2 separate regions of the Homo sapiens genome follow, and region 2 is linked to region 1. A link is a contact called in ENCODE Hi-C or POLR2A ChIA-PET data. All regions are on one chromosome and are shown on one strand. The core of a region is the stretch at or near the end of the contact, and the rest is flanking DNA. Distances in the headings are between cores, read along the strand shown. Region 1 overlaps THSD4 (thrombospondin type 1 domain containing 4). Region 2 overlaps THSD4 (thrombospondin type 1 domain containing 4).

Evidence for each region. Hi-C counts contacts between places; a loop is a spot of excess contacts on that map. ChIA-PET counts read pairs that join two places held with the same protein, here RNA polymerase II (POLR2A). Pooled maps may share reads with other maps.
Region 2: a map of ascending aorta shows a loop between it and region 1 (3-fold over the local background). The contact joins two enhancer-like sites. A Hi-C loop is called at or near these places in 4 of 168 maps with a recorded cell type or tissue (PC-9, ascending aorta, cardiac septum and 1 more) and 4 of 50 pooled maps. POLR2A ChIA-PET finds 5 or more read pairs at or near these places in 1 of 52 experiments (PC-9).

What each region holds. Positions count from the first base shown.
Region 1 is chr15:71,333,688-71,336,577 of GRCh38, forward strand. All of the region lies in intron 6 of THSD4 (thrombospondin type 1 domain containing 4), which reads left to right. Among named protein-coding and RNA genes, the nearest start is that of THSD4-AS1, 150 kb to the left of the region's middle. Within about 2 kb of position 1,369, at least 3 of the 41 ENCODE cell types and tissues checked have a DNase peak (open chromatin) inside an H3K27ac peak, as active enhancers do; they include PC-9, where a contact is called at or near this core.
Region 2 is chr15:71,436,707-71,439,596 of GRCh38, forward strand. All of the region lies in intron 7 of THSD4 (thrombospondin type 1 domain containing 4), which reads left to right. Among named protein-coding and RNA genes, the nearest start is that of THSD4-AS1, 250 kb to the left of the region's middle. Within about 2 kb of position 1,430, at least 2 of the 41 ENCODE cell types and tissues checked have a DNase peak (open chromatin) inside an H3K27ac peak, as active enhancers do; they include PC-9, where a contact is called at or near this core.

The DNA of each region.
Region 1 (2,890 bases), core at 119-2,618:
AAGGACTTATTGAAGTCTTGCTTCACACTTTACTCAAGGCTATTTCCCACTCAGTAAAGGCAGCGTCTGCATCAAACACCCAATGTTTAAGGTAGTACCAAGCAGACAACAAACCTTTTTCTCTTACGGGGCTTAGTAGATGCTTATTGAAAATATATGAACTTTCGTTGACAAGATAATGCTACAGAAGGTTGTGGCTTCTTTCTTCCCTTTCTCAACCTCCCTCTGGTCTTTATCCTCAAATAACATTTTTGCCTGTTTCTTTTAAGCCAAATATGTGGAATTCAGAGATGAGTAAGACACAACCTCTGCCCTCAAGAAACTCACTGCCTCCCAGCCTGTTGTTTTAGTTTCGAGTTGAGTTGATGAAAGTATCTAAAGAAACATTGTTTTTAAGGTTTAGGATTCACATATGGAGGACAGTGTGATAAGATACACCCAGCAAACCGGAAGCCAGAGCAGTATATCAGCAACCATAACAGTCATAAACTGAGAACTTACTTTGTTCTTTTCTGCAGAATAGCCAAGGCATATTTTTGTGGATCATTTTTCTTCATGATGCATAACATGAAACATAAGGGTAATCTCTTCTCACAAATGGGGAAACAGAGTTAAAGGACTTCTTCAAAATCCTAGCTTTGAAACCGACACTCGACTACCACAGAACCATTTCTCTAAGAGGTGGACATCGGCAGCTTTCTAGATGAACAGGTCACAGAAGAATTTGGGGATTCAGCATGAGAGTGTATATGAAGCCTTTGGTACATTTTCTGAGTGCTTACTAAACATCCAATACAGTCAGTAGCTCTCATTTTTATTTTTATCATTGTTCATGTCATTTTCTCATTCCCCAGCTCTGGGGGCAGTTGGTGCATGGCTGTCACCCAGGACCCATGGACAATCCCCAAGGGCCAAATAACGCTGAAATTGGCATTGACCAAGGCTGCGGCCAAATGCCAGCCCATCAAGGCAAATGAGTCAGTTTGCCAGTGTCTGACCCAAGCCTAGGAGAAGAAACAAACCAGCCTCCCTCTCTCTAGTTCTTTGAAAGTAAGCCCTTAGCCTGATATGTTTGTTGCAGGATAGACCTGTGGCCCTCATAGTGCTCAGAACTGTCAGCAGAACTTCTTCACTGGAAGAAGGAAGATGCACATCTTTCATGGAGGTTGTGCTGTCTATCTGGGACAAAGGGGGAATCCGTTACAAAATCTGCTTCTTTTTGAAGCTGCACATTCAGAAACAGACTATGGCTAAGTGACACACTGGAGCAGATGGGCCAGGGCTGTGCTGGATTTGAAAAAGGCCCTCCTTCCTGAGCAGAATTAATGGAGCTCAGGTCTGGGGAGGGTGAGCGCACTCTTGGCAGGCAGCTGTCTTGTGTGACTTGTGCTGCACTCATCTGTGAAACATGTTGGATCTGAGAAATGAGTCTTGAATCCTGGGTCATGTTAGCATCAGAATCATCTTCTGTTAATTACATGAGACAATACATGTGAGGTGCTTAGAGCAGTGCCTGGAACACAGCTCACGTTCAGGAAATGCAAATACTTGTCAGCCCCAGCAACTTCTTCTGCTTTTAGTTGAGGGCTCTTTTCTTAAATCAGTATTGTGGGCTTTGAGATGGTATTTCAAGGAAACAGAATTTCCTACTCTGTTTAGGACTTGAACCAAGTACCCCCTAACCTCTCCCCAACCCCTCCCAACAAAAATGCACAGATTTTATTTAATTTTTCTTTTCAGAATCTTTATCCCTTAGAACCTAGACTTCTAGAATGACAAATATATTTAATATGGTTTCACAGAGTTTGTCTGGACCCCTTTTTGAGGAGAATTCTGGGGCTGATTTCAGACCCAGAGAAAAAGGATATAATGATTGATGAGTGATGTCTGTCACGGGTGCGAGAGAAGGGTGGGAGGTATGTGTGCCATGCTTTTACCATCTCTAACTAAATGAACTTCAAGGCCCAATTTCCTCGGTGAAGATGAATGCAAGGCTTATTTCCGAAGATGATGCCACTCTGGAGAGCAGCTGAGACCTCAACAGCTGTTTATCTTCCTGGTCATGTTTCTGGTTTCTGGCTGTTTCTTTTAACAAGGGGTCAGTAACTGAGGGCTTCTCCACATCTGCAGGGAGTTTCCTGCAGAATTAGGATGTGTAAAATAAACCCACAAAATCAAAGCCCCAAACAGATGCTGGAGATTATTTCACACTTGAGGTCATCCTTCTTGGAGAAGGGCATGGGGGTGGGTTGTCGGGGAATGATGTGGAAGGCCAAACCTGAGGGGCTGGACTGCAGCAGAACACAGTCAATGAAAAAAAGAATCTCAATCATTGGGGAGAGATCACCTCGGTGGATGGCCTTTCGCATTGCAATCCATTAGGAAGAGGAAATAAAGTGATGGAGGCCATCCCCTGCTCAGCCAGCACATGTGAGGCATGTTCACACACTGTCTCCCTCTCCCCACAAAATGCTCAAGCTTCTAGAATGTTTTTAATCAAGGGATTTAGGGCAGTGTTTTTCAACTTCTAGAATAAAAATGTTACAACCTTGGTCTGAGTGGTGAGGGCCCAAAGATACAGGGAAGGAAGTGGTAGATAACAAATACATTAATACCCTTTATTATGAGTTCATAATATTTTGTTAAATCTGAAATTCAGTTGTCATTTAAACAGAAGAGATTCAAATTCAAGTTATAGAAAAGTTAAAATTTCTAATTAGCAATATTTAAAGCAAGGAATTTTATACTTTATCATTTTAACTGTTAAGGGAAAAAAGTAATTTGAGTGTGATTGTTTTTCTTAAAGTTGAAGATCAGTATCCAGAATGTTTGGAGTTATCACTGGTCATGAACTATATTCCACGTGGAACCATATCTGAGTTTGTTTTGA
Region 2 (2,890 bases), core at 180-2,679, 100 kb after region 1:
AACATGCATAGCACGGGGGAATTGCAGGAGAATGAATGCCCAGCAACCCAATGGAAATGTTTATACACCCTTTTTCATAAGGCAATTGGAGATGAGGGAAATGTGGCAATTTGAGGGATAGTAACATTTTTACGGGGAAATGAATGGACTTGGAGAACACGCAGTGACCTGGGACAAAGTCTCTTGGGCCCACAGAGCAGACAATGGCTGGTAAATGATTCTTTTTGAAATACTGAATGGGACTGTGTTCATTTGTTTTTGCACTGCTATAAAGAAGACACCTGAGGCTGGGTAATTTATAAAGAAAAGAGGTTTATTTGGCTCATGGTTCTGCAGGCTGTACAGGAAGCATGGTGTTGGCATCTGCTCAGCTTCTGGTAAGGCCTCAAGAAGCTTACAATTATGGTGGAAGGTGAAGTGGGAGCAGGCACATCACATAGCAAGAGCAGCAGCGAGAGAGAAAAGGGGGAGACTCTTTTAAGCAATCAGATCTCACATGAACTGAGAACTCATCACCAAGGATATGGTGCTAAGCCATTCATGAGCGATCCACTCCCATGGTCCAAACACTTGCCACTAGGCTCTACCTCCAACACTGGGGATCACGTTTCCAAATGCAATTTGGAGGGGACACACATCCAAACCATATCAGGCACCAAAATAGAAGACGATGGTTTGTGACAGAAGTCTGCCCAGGCATTGACAGCTTGAGTCTTTCTTCCTGCGATATGAGTTAATGAAAACTCAAGGAAAGGACCAGAGGTAATTGTTTTCTTCTTTGGCAGGTGTGGACTTTAGGAAGATAAGGGAACTCCAGAGAACAGCTTTGGGAGAGACAGAACATTGAGAGGCTAAAGGGAGGTGGAGGTAGGGTAAGGTCAGAGAGACCTTGAGGTGCTTACTTCAGTCCAGCATGTTAAAGTGCTATATTTTCGGGTATTGGTTTCTGAGCCCCAGCACTGCAGTTAATATACTGGTACATGGGTCCCTTTACATGTTTGCAATAACTGTTGGATAAATTCTTAAAAGGGAGCCAAGAATTCATATGTATTTGTGATTTTGATAGCTAGTGGGTGGCAAATTGCCCTCCGAAGTGGTTGAAACAACTAACACATCCATCAGCAATGTATGAGAGTGGTTTGCTATCCACTTTTTGGCTATTTGCCAGTCTGATAAGGGGAAAGTGGTATCTCCTGTAGTATTATTAGTTTTCATTTGCATTTATCTAATTTTGAGTGAGCTCAAGCATCTTTTCACATGCTTCAGAACTGAACCTTCAGGGACTGGGCTAGGATGAAGTGAGTGCAGTGCCTTGGGTGAAGAATTTAAGGAGGCATTTACTAAGTTCTCCAGGTCTCCTTCACTTACGTGCCCTAAGCACCTCCCCTACCCACCCTGGTCCCAGCTCTGTGCAGTGCCCTCCTCGCCCTCGCCCTCACCCTCGCCCAGGAACCACTTACATTCCTTTTGTGTGATCTGTCTTTTAATAATCTTTGCACATTTTTCTATTGGGTTGCTGATCTTTTTCTTAACTTGTAGGAGCTTTTTATGCATTAAAGAGATTATTGTGTAAATTGCAGGGTTTATTTTTTTTTTAACTTATGCCTTTGCTTATGAAATTTTGTTTATTTTTGCCATGCAGAAGTTTCACATTTTTTAAATGGCAAATTTAGCAATTTTCTCTTTTGTGATTCTGGATTTTATGTCATAGAAAGACCTACAGTTTGAAGTTATTAAGAAATCATCCTGTTTTCTTTCAGCAATTTATGGTTCTGTGTTTTTACATTTTTACCTTTTACATTAATTCATTTGGAATTTATCCTAGTGTATCGTGTGAGGTATGGGTTCAATTTTACTTTTTTTCAGATGGCTACCCAATTATGGATAATTACCCAATTACCTAAACCATAATTGAATAGTCCACCTTGCCCCCACTATTTTGAGGCTCCCTCTTTATTACTTGTGTATATTTTTGGCTTTGTATTCAATTCTATGAATCTCTGTCTTTTCATATACAAATATTAGAACATACATTTCGAAAAAGAAGCAGAACACACAGGTGTTTGAAGTGATGAAAGGTAAGTTTGCTTTGCTCGGGGCTAATGCATTTATGGACTTCAAATGGAAACCTTTCTTTGTTCATCACTTGGAAAAGCCACCTGTATTTAGGTACCTTAACAAGACTTCCTGTTTACAATATATTTTTACTTGATTGAAAAATGAATATTCTATGACTTTTTGGAGCAGAATGGCAGGAGTTACAATCATGAAAAGCATTCCAAATGACAAGACCACGGTAGGCCAGATCAAGATCTCATGGACAGTTGAGGGAAAGTATTAAAAAATAGAGAACTGGAAAATTTATTGAAAAATGCAGAATATGCTTTTGGCAGCTGTTTGCTTTTAGGACAAACTAGATTTGACATGGAAAAACAAATCACTGCTCCCATAGGCGGCTCTTGAGGAACCGTCTTCTGCCATTCAGTAAATAGGCGGTATCTTTCACAAGTTTTGTTTTATTGCATATGGATCATAGCAATTTTTTAAAGTTTATCAATCCATCTTCTAATGGCTTGAAATTTACTATTTTTTTCTACTTACTCTTCTTGTGTTCTATTTTCACAATTCCCAGCAAAATGCTAGTAATTATAGTGCTTAAGAATATGCTGGAGAGGATGTGGAGAAATAGGAACACTTTTACACTGTTGGTGGGAGTGTAAATTAGTTCAACCATTGTGGAAGACAGTGTGATGATTCATCAAGGATCTAGAACTAGAAATACCATTTCACCCAGCCATCCTATTACTGAGTATATACCCTAAGGATTATAAATCATTCTATAAAGACACATGCACATCTATGTTTATTGCAGCACTACTCACAATAGCAA